Regions from separate parts of the Homo sapiens genome. Here regions 2 and 3 are each linked to region 1. The links are chromatin contacts, found by Hi-C or POLR2A ChIA-PET in ENCODE. All regions are on one chromosome and are shown on one strand. The core of a region is the stretch at or near the end of the contact, and the rest is flanking DNA. Distances in the headings are between cores, read along the strand shown. Region 1 holds the start of PEPD (peptidase D). Region 2 overlaps WDR88 (WD repeat domain 88). Region 3 holds the start of RHPN2 (rhophilin Rho GTPase binding protein 2).

Region 1 (3,226 bases), core at 85-2,584:
CTCAGAGTCCATGCCCCTCCTTTGCAAATGGCAAGACCACACGGCAAGCAGATGGATGACAGAGTCCCATGTGTCCATCTGTTCCAGTGGCCTGTGAGTACCTTAAGGGAAGACCCACTGCTATTCCTGGAATATAGCAGGTGCCCACAAAATATTTGATTTGTATGCTCTAAGCTCCCTCAACCTTGGGGGCCAACTTAGAACCCACTTTCTGTTGCCATTTTCCCTGTATCTTAAAAAGAGAGATGCATTCAGTCCACTAGATCCCCCATTCTGACCTCAGTTTCCAACCTGGCATCTGGAATACTGCTCCCTCCTACACCATGCCCCCTCTACCCCACTGTACCACCAGACCCACACCTTCTCCCATTGAACTCACACATAGCTCAGGGGAGCCTAATCTTTAAAAAACAGATCAAGCAGCTTGTAACAAAACCCTTCCAGCCCATCAGGGCAAAGTCTGAAGCCGCCACCTGGAACACCACACCTTCCAACCAGCCCCAGGCATGCACCCCTGTCCCCAGAACACTCTGAACTCTCAACCTTTGTCCCTTACCCTGGGCTCAGATGCTCCCTATCTGGGAGATTCCGCCCAACGCTCTGGTGAACCCATCTGTCCACCCTTCCTCCCACTACGACCACTCAGCTTTCTTTCATTTAGCCCAGTATGGAGCACCTACTGTGTGCAAGGCACCGGGCTACTGAGAAGCAGGTAACATACCTGCCCTTGCACTCTAAATGCAGAGAAGATAAAGAACAAGTACAAACAATGCTCTATATAGTTTATCAGGTGATGATGAGGGCACAAAAAGTGGGATAGATGGTTAGAGAAGGATTCCCTGAGGGGGTGACATTTGGCCCCTGAAAGAAATGGGGAAGTGCCCTGCTGGGAAAAGGGAATTCCAAGTCCGTCTCGAATACCGCCTCCTCCGGGAAGCGCCCGGGTCCCTGGGGTCCTCGCAACGCCGCCCTCCTACCCGGGGGTCTTGGCAGCGAACATGCGTGTCGACCCCAGCCCCCACCGCAGCCGCACACGGTGGGGCCGCCAGACGCGGGCAGGTGGGGCCGGAGCCAGCCAGGAGGGTGGAGAGGAGCTGCGGCCCCCGCGCTGACCCTGACTCGGAGCGTGCAGCTCGCCGACCGGCGCTGGGACTCCGGGCCAACGGGAAGAGGCGCCTACCCGCGGCATTCAGCGACCCCGGCTGACGCTCTCACCCGCGGTCCGGCCGGGACACCCATGCCCCTCTCCACGCCAGCGGGAAAGAGCGAGGGAGGCGCAGCACTCACCCGGTGGCCGCCGCCATGTTCGCCCGGCACCGGCGTCACGTGAAGTGCGGCGTCAGCTGAGCCCCTCCGGGTGCCAATGCATGGGGCGGGGTAAGGGCGGGGCAGGGGGCGGGGCATGGAGTCCTTGACCCACCTCCTCCAGAGCCAAATTCCACGGGACGGGAAGGGGCGGTACCTGGGGAAGGGCGGAGCCCCGATGGGGCGGGGCTCCCGGAGATTGGGGGCCCAAGAGCTCGGCCAGGATAAATGAGCGGGCTGCCGGCTGCAGACAGTAGGTCGGGTTAGCGGGCAGCATCTGCAGCCTTTTCGTGGTGGGAGGGAGGTCCTGAAGCAGAGGACATCTTGATTCTGGTTCAGTCCCCGATCTGGCGTACCAGCCCACCCGGGAGAAGAACACATAGGAATAAAGAAACCACGTGGGAGGAGAGGAGGGAGACTGACCCAGGCTAGGGTCGGGGCAGAGGTGGCGATTTTTGTTTAAGAAGGGAAAGGGCTTGAGCAAAGGCCGTGGGGCAACTGGAGGACTCTAAATGTGCAGCGTCCAGGAGAATGTGCGCGAGAGAGGGGCAGCCTAAGGGAAGCAAGGGCCAGACCCTGCGGGGCCTCCACTGTGGGGCCTATGAGTTAAGTCTGGTAGGATCTTTTCTAGGTTTCCTGGGCTGCAGAATGGAGAAGCTGGAGGAAGGGAAGCCAGGGAGGAGGGCAGGCGAGAAGTGGGCACAGCCGAGAAGGGTTTAGGAGGGAGAGTCTGCCAGAAGGCTTACTCCTCTGCCCCACTGGGCACTGGTACTGGGTGCAGAGTCCTGCAGAGAAGGTGTAGGGACCCTGCAGCAGACGCTGCCCTCCCTACTGCCAACAGAGTCAGGGCATTACAAGCACGGCCCAAATGCGTTGCACATGTGAGCTCATAGAAACCTCACCACAGCCCTATGAGGTCGAGACTATCTTTAAGTCTATTATACAGATGAGGAAACTGAGGCCAGAGAGTGCTCACACAGAGGCTGAGCTCATGAAGCCATACCCTGAGGAGTGACCTCACTGCCCCTGTGAAGGAAGGGGGCCCCACACTGTTGGGGGAGGGCGTCCCTGGCGCCAAGGGTGTACAGATGTGTGTGGTGTACAGATGTGTGTGGACAGGTGGATGGGTGGCCCAGGATAGGCGTGTGGGGCTCCTGACCCCACCCTGCAGCTGTCCCACAGCTGGAAGTGGCTTCTGATCAAAGGTTGTGGGTTGGGGGATGCTTCTTGTTTCTTTATCGAAACAAGGATGTGGGTCACCATGGCCAGGCTGGTGGGAGCCAGGGGCTATGACTGGAGAAGCAGCTTCTGTTTGTCCCCATGAAGCAGGGAGGAGAATAGGCCCCTTAAATAGGAGCAAGGGAGCCAGCCATAAGCAGGGTAGTGAAGGGCACGTGGCACAGTTACCTGGAAGCCCAGTACCATCCCTGCTGTCCTCATCTGTCAGGAGAGAGCTAATGGGGCCACCTCACAGGGCTGCTAGAGGGTTTTACACTCAAACCTGCAGGCACAGCCAGAGACCAAAGCTGCCAGGAGGAATGTGGCCCCTCCAGACAGCCCCTCCCACCTCCCGGTCCCAGATAAGGAAAACGAGAGCTAATGGAAGAGGGGGGGCCTCATCCCTTCTACCCCTTCCCACAACACATGGACAATTTGCAGGGGTCCCTGACCTCCAGGCAAGGTCCAAGAGGAGCTCTCTCCACCCTCTTGCCAGTTTCCAGGAAGAAGAACAGAGGTAAGGATTCACACCCCACTGCCTGGCCTAGGGGCCCCTGAGAACTTCTAACACCCCTAGTTAAGCAGTAGGTCCGCCTTCAGCTTAAGAAACTCAACTCCCTAGTAAGTGGCGCTTTAAAAAATACATAATAACAAAGGGTGAGCAGAATGAGCTTTCCATGCGCCTTCAAGGAAGGAAAACATA
Region 2 (3,084 bases), core at 585-3,084, 360 kb before region 1:
CGATTCTCCTGCTTCAGCCTTCCAAGTAGCTTGGATTACAGGTGCGCACTACCATGCCTGGCTAATTTTTGTATTTTTGGTAGAGATGGGGTTTCGCCATGTTGTCCAGGCTGGTCTTGAACTCCTGTCCTCATGTGATCTGCCTGCCTCAGCCTCCCAAAGTGCTGGGATTACAGACGTGAGCCACCACACCTGGGCTTTCTTTTGCTTTTTGTTAGTGATTTTGCTGTGTAAAATGGCTCCCTTGGCCGTGTGTGGTGGCTCACAGCTTTAATTTCAGTGCTGGGGGGGTGCTGAGGCGGGAGTATTGCTTGAACCCAGGAGTTTGAGATCAGCCTGGGCAACATAGTGAGACCCCATCTCTACCAAAACAAAAAAAAAAAATTTAGCCAGGTGTGCTGGCACCTGCTTGTAGTCCCAGCTACTTGGTAACTGAAGTGGGAGGATTGCTTGAGACCAGGAGTTTGAAGCTGCTGTGAGCTGATTGCATCACTGCACTCTAGCCTGGGTGACAGAGCAAGACCTTATCTCTAAAAATAAATAAATAAATAAATAAATAAATAAATAAATAAATAAATAAATAACAAATAAAATGATCCCTAACCACAGTGCCGAAGTGCTGTTTGCCGTTCCTAAGCGCGAGAGTGCTATGATGGGGAAAATGCATGCATCCATTCAGGCATGAGTTACAGCTGTTGGTTGTGAGTTCAATGTAAACAAATCAACAGTATATATGCAATAAGGTGTCTTTAAACAGAAACACACATAAAACAAAGTTACGTACTGATCAACTGATGAGAATGTGACCAGAGCTCGCAGGAAACTGACCCTGTATTTCCCCTAGGAGCGATGGTTCAGTATTCACTAATTCAGTGTCTGCAAAAACTGCAGAGGCCCCCAACCTTTCTGGCGCCAGGGACAGGTTTCATGGAAGACAACTTTTCCACAAATGGGAGCTGTGGAGGATGGTTTCGGGATGACCCAAGTGTATTACATTTATTGTGCCCTTTATTTTTATTATTATTACATTGTAATATATAGTGAAATAATTATACAAGTCAGCATCATGTAGAATCAGTGGGAGCCCTGAGCTTGTTTTCCTGCAACTAGATGGTCCCATCTGGGGGTGATGGGAGACAGTGACAGATCATCAGGCATTAGATTCTCATAAAGAGTGCACAACCTAATCCCTCGCATCCGCAGTTCACAATAGGGTTCATGCTCCCGTGAGAATCGAATGCTGCAGCTGATCTGACAGGAGGCCGAGCTCAGGTGGTAATACGAGCGATGGGGAGTGGCTGTAAATACAGATGAAGCTTTGGCTTGCTTGCCTACCACTCACTGTCTGCTGGGTGGCCTGGTTCCCAACAGGCCATGGATTGGTACCAGTCTGTGGCCCAGGGACTGGGGACCCCTGTCATAGAACATGACTACTGTAAATGATAAGAATCAGCTGTAATTGGCTTGGGGTCGTGGAGCCACTCCAGGAAGGGGTTTCAGTGTTGTCAGAGTGAGATGAGGTGGTGCCTCGCCAAGGCATCTTCAGCTGGCTTTGGGCTCACTTGGCTTGGAAAGTTGACCCCCATCTCCACCCTTTCATTTTCTGTTGCAGGCTCTTTTCTCATTTCTGGAGGGTTTGATAGGACTGTGGCTATTTGGGATGTAGCAGAAGGCTACCGGAAGCTCTCTTTGAAGGTACATGTGGCCAGCATGAGATTGAGGATCTGAACTTCCCTCCCGAGTCCTTCCTGTGCTCAATGCTGGTTGCTGGGGACACAGCTGTGAGTGACACAGGCCTTGATGCCTCTGTGGGCTGATGAAGGACAGACAGGAAGCCAGCAAACACACCACCGACTGTGAGGAGTGAAATGGAGAAACCACAACAGGGTGACATGATGGGGACAGAGGCGGGGGACCCATCCACATTGCATGGGCAGAGCTTCCTGGAGAAGGAGGTGTTTGAGCTGAGAACAGAAAGGACTACATAAGTGGGGATCTTGAAGAAGAAGGGCAGTCCAGGCAGATGGAACAGCTGATGCAAAAACCCTGAGGTGGGAGTGTCTAAGAACAGCAGAAGTTACTGTGCAGGCCTGGGCACTGTGGCTCACTCCTGTAATCCCAGTACTTTGGGAGGCTGAGGTGGGCGGATCACCTGAGGTCAGGAGTTTGAGACCAGCCTGGCCAACATGGTGAAACCCCCGTCTCTACTAAAAATACAAAAATCAGCCGGGTGTGGTGGTGCAAACCTGTAGTCCCAGCTACTTGGGAGGCTGAGGTGGGAGGATCGCTTGAACCCGGGAGGCGGAGGTTGCACTGGGCCAAGATTGTGCCACTGCACTCCAGCCTGGGCGATAGACTGAGATTCTGTCTCTAACAAAACAAAACAAAACAAAAAACAGAAATTACCTTGAAGAGAGACGCATGCCCTAGTGAGGCATGCACAGAAAGCTTGGGGTTCCAAAATGGGGATGTCAACTGAATGCTCTGGGCTACAAGTGAGAGGATGAGAGGAGCCCCAACTCAGAGTGGCTCTATGATACGGGGATGTGTTATCCAACACAGCAAGAACCCACAATTGCCTCATGCTGTGCCCCTGTTCCCCCAAGGGGCCCCACACCCCAGGATTTCTGCATACTCCCTGGTTTCACGATCTCACTGTCACCTTTGGCTGTGAATGCGTGCATCCCTGATTCTTGGTCTTTCTGTTCCCAGGGACACAAAGTAGACATGTGTCCTTGAGCAGCCCATATTCAGGTCCCTGGGGCTGGTCTATCTGAGCTGTCTTCTCCTAGGACTTGGGGAGACAAAGCGAGTTTCCTCACAGCAAATAAACGGATTAAAATGGAATGTTAAACCTCTCTGTGCTTAAAGTCCCTCTGTCATCTAGGCACAGTGGCTCATGCCTGTAATCCCAGCACTTTGGGAGGCTGAGGCTGGAGGATCATTGGAGGTCAGGAGTTCGAGACCAGCCTGGCCAACATAGTGAAACACCATCTCTACTAAAAATACAAAAATTAGCCAGGTGTGGTCATGCCCACCTGTAGTCCCAGCTACTTGGGAGGCTGAGGCATAAGAATCTCTAGA
Region 3 (3,182 bases), core at 656-3,155, 460 kb before region 1:
TTCCCCCAGGTGCTGCTGGAGTTCCAGAGCTACACCTGCTCAGAGAACAATCTGGGGAGGAAATGTCCCAGAAAGAGGCAGCAACTTGCGGGAGGCCACACAGCAATTTTGTGGGAGTGGCAGTCAGGCCCCGGGGCCCGAGGACAGACATAGGAATTCCCAGGCCAGGCCTCCTCCTGCAATTCCATGGCCTGTGATCCTCTGTCCCAAACGCCACACATAATTAGAAGTTATAATCCTGTAATTCCATGATGACATCTTTAAACTTAAATATACCTCAAAACTACTTTTTTTTTTTTTAATGCTAAAAGCAACTTCACAAAAAAGAAGTTTTCCCACTCTGCCCCACACTGTCCTGCCCAGGGCTCCTCACCAGTGAGCAAAGCCCACAGTCTCTCTGTGTCACCTGGGAGAAGGAGGAAGATGCCAAGACCATTTAAGAACTGGATCCTAAGGCTTTGAACAATTAAGAATTGATTCGTTTATGGGAAAGTTTCACTTCCCTATTTATAATTATGCACTGTCGTATCTATTATAAAAACGAAAATCAACAACAATCTCTCCACCCTCTCAGTGATCCCTGGCCAAGGGCCAAAAGCTATTTTTAGACTTGCTCAGGACCTAGAGGGAGGAAGGCTTGGAAGGCATCACCATGACTCCCGGCTCCAAAGCATCTTTGTAGCCCAGGCCCTGCCGCCTGCGGGTATCCCAGGGCCCCTGCTCCACAGGCTGGGGTCGCTTTTGAGGGACTGAGCTCCCTGACTGTTATCTTCTGGGCCCAAGAGCTCCTGGACATGCCAAGAACCTGCGAGGCCGGCACCCGCCACCCGCCGCCCGCCGCCCGCCGCCCGCCGCCAGCCCCCGCCAAGTCTCCCGGACAACAAGACAAATCCGCTTTGGCACACAGTGAGACGCACAAGACCGTGGGCCTCACCTGCGGTGCTCACGCCCTCCTGGACGACCCGGAGCGGAGGAGGGTGCAACGCCGGAGGCTCCCTCCCACCAGCAGCTCTCCCCTGCTCCCTGAAAAGTCCCACAGGCGGACTTTGGAAGCATTTTGGAGGCAAAAAGAGACCGCCGGCCGGGCGCAGTGGCTCACGCCTGTAATCCCAGCACTTTGAGAGACCGGGGCGGGAGGATCCCTTGAGCCCAAGAGTTCGCGACCAGTCTGGGCAACACAGCGATACCCCAGTTCTACAAAAAATTAGCGTGGCGAGGTGGCGCGCCTGCAGTCCCAGTTACTCGGGAGGCTGGGGCGGGAGGATCGCTGGAGGCCAGGAAGTCGAGGCTGCAGTGAGCTATAATCGCGCCACTCTACTCCAGCCTGGGCGACAGAGCGCCTAAAATAAATATGAGACCGCCAACACGCCTGGGATGGTCTGTCTCCACCCGCGCTCCCACCAAGCGCTCTTGCAACGCGCCCAGAGGCCAAGGGCGCCAGCGCAGCCAGGAACGGGTCCTTTCCCCAGGCACCAGGGATCGCAAGCGAGGGGTGGCGGGGGGTGGGAGGGGGGAGACCCAAGCACCCCTCCAGGTCCTCCGCCCGCACCTGCGCGGAGCGGCCACATGCGCCTCCCCTACTCCCCGCCCAGTCCCGGATGCCACCTGCCCGGGACGCCGGGGACATCGCCGCCCCCACTCCTCCCCGCCAGCCTCCGTCCGGCCAGCGCCGGCCCAGTGCGCCCCCTCCCCCTCCCGGCCTAGTGGACCCCGACTGCGCGCTCCCACGGCCCCTGCAGGGCCCGGGGGAAAGGAGGTCTGGAGCCCGCAGGTCCCCGCCCGCCCGCCCGAAGCCGCCCACCTTCCGAAAGTAGCCGTCGTTCTCCTTCTCCAGCGGCTGGGGGGCCGCGGGCAACAGCGCGTCGGTCATGCTAGCGGCGCGGGCGCGGAGGGCGGACGGCGGACTGAGGCGCGGCGGCTGAGGCTGGCCCGAGAGGACGTGCGGCCCCGCCCCTGTCCCCGCCCTTCCCCGCCCCTCCACTCCCACCCCGTCCCGCGGCCCTTCTAGCCCCGCCTGAGGCCGAGCACTGGAGCCCTGGAGACGCGCCCCGCCCCGTCGCGGGCCCCGAACCCGCGCCCCTTGAGGCGCTCGTCACCCGGAGAGCTGCGCCCTGGGCGCGGCGCCTCGGGGTTGTCTGTGGGCGTCGTGGCTGACTCAACTTTGCGAGTGCCGCGAGAGCGCAGGAAAGGCACTGGGGTCTCAGGGGCCGCAGCGAAGCCCTGGCTGTGGACCTGCACCCTGCCCTGGAGCCCGGGGAGTCAGTGAGGAAGGCGTGGATCCAGGCGCGTCCCTCCTGGGTGAAGCCCGTGCGCCGCGGGGGAAGGGGCCAGACTCGACGCCACGTCGAGGGCGCGGCGGGAGCTCTGGGCCCTGGGCCCGGCGGTTTGGAAAAGCTTTTCCCAAGAGGGGAGCCCATGGCGGAGGGAGCGTTGACTGCCCCGCCGAGCGCCTTGCCCGGACTACTCGGGCTTGTTGGCATGGGATCAACTCAGCCGATTCCCTGTCCGCGCTGCAAAGACGAGTGGGATCCGCTGGGCTCGCGGACTGCCCTGAGAGAGGGGACCAGGAGGGGTTTTGCGCCCCAGACACGGCAGATGTCCTTGAGCACAGTTCTTTTTTTTAAGAGATGGGACCTCGCTCTGTCGCCCAGGCTGGAGAGCAGTGTTGCGATCTCGACTCTTTGCAGCCTCGACCTCCCAGGATCAAGCGATGCTCCAGCCTCAGCCTCCCAAGTAGCAGGGGCTGCAGGCGCGGGCCAACGCGCCCGGCCTTTTTATTTATTTTTTTTATTTTTTTATTTGAGACGGAGTCTCGCCCTGTCGCCCAGGCTGGAGTGCAATGGCGCGATCTCGGCTCACTGCAACTTCCGCCTCCCGGGTTCAAGCGATTCTCCTGCCTCAGCCTCCCGAGTAGCTGAGACTACAGGCGTCCACCACCACACCCAGCTAATCTTCAGTAGAGACAGTTTCACCTTGTTGGCTAGGCTTGTCTTGAACTCCTGACCTTGTGATCTGCCCACCTCGGCCTGCCTCCCAAAGTGCTGGGATTACAGCTTTTGTTTTGTTTTGTTTTGTTTTGTTTTTAAATAGATGCGGGGTCTCACCATGATATCAAGGCTGGCCTCGAACTCCCGACCTTAAGTGATCCTCACTCGTCTCGCTCTGTCGCCCAGGCTGAAGTG

Evidence for each region. Hi-C counts contacts between places; a loop is a spot of excess contacts on that map. ChIA-PET counts read pairs that join two places held with the same protein, here RNA polymerase II (POLR2A). Pooled maps may share reads with other maps.
Region 2: a pooled map shows a loop between it and region 1 (4-fold over the local background). The contact joins the enhancer-like site here to the promoter of PEPD in region 1. A Hi-C loop is called at or near these places in 8 of 168 maps with a recorded cell type or tissue (B cell, CD4-positive, alpha-beta T cell, CD4-positive, alpha-beta memory T cell and 5 more), 10 of 37 single-sample maps with no recorded cell type and 22 of 50 pooled maps. POLR2A ChIA-PET finds 5 or more read pairs at or near these places in 6 of 52 experiments (A549, CD4-positive, alpha-beta memory T cell, GM10248 and 3 more).
Region 3: a loop to region 1 is called in a map with no recorded cell type, with 5 times the contacts of the local background. The contact joins the promoter of RHPN2 here to the promoter of PEPD in region 1. A Hi-C loop is called at or near these places in 1 of 37 single-sample maps with no recorded cell type and 1 of 50 pooled maps. POLR2A ChIA-PET finds 5 or more read pairs at or near these places in 1 of 52 experiments (PC-3).

What each region holds. Positions count from the first base shown.
Region 1 is chr19:33,520,457-33,523,682 of GRCh38, forward strand. PEPD (peptidase D) reads right to left here and starts at 1,335. Exons shown (of 15, transcript NM_000285.4): 1 at 1,288-1,335. The coding sequence starts at 1,304. LOC105372370 (a long non-coding RNA gene) reads left to right here and starts at 1,478. Exons shown (of 3, transcript XR_935918.3): 1 at 1,478-1,558; 2 at 2,965-3,040. RefSeq lists enhancers at 636-1,599, 1,600-2,562 and a silencer at 1,345-1,544.
Region 2 is chr19:33,158,802-33,161,885 of GRCh38, forward strand. WDR88 (WD repeat domain 88) reads left to right here. Exons shown (of 11, transcript NM_173479.4): 8 at 1,613-1,695. LOC124904691 (a long non-coding RNA gene) reads right to left here. Exons shown (of 2, transcript XR_007067228.1): 2 at 970-1,854. Among named protein-coding and RNA genes, the nearest start is that of TRT-AGT1-3, 17 kb to the right of the region's middle. RefSeq lists enhancers at 1,702-2,111, 2,455-2,624 and a cis regulatory region at 2,540. Within about 2 kb of position 1,835, at least 4 of the 41 ENCODE cell types and tissues checked have a DNase peak (open chromatin) inside an H3K27ac peak, as active enhancers do; they include CD4-positive, alpha-beta T cell and CD8-positive, alpha-beta T cell, where a contact is called at or near this core.
Region 3 is chr19:33,062,983-33,066,164 of GRCh38, forward strand. It overlaps RHPN2 (rhophilin Rho GTPase binding protein 2), which reads right to left and starts at 1,906. Exons shown (of 15, transcript NM_033103.5): 1 at 1,802-1,906. The coding sequence starts at 1,870. RefSeq lists enhancers at 600-1,228, 2,441-2,940 and silencers at 1,514-1,733, 1,794-2,293.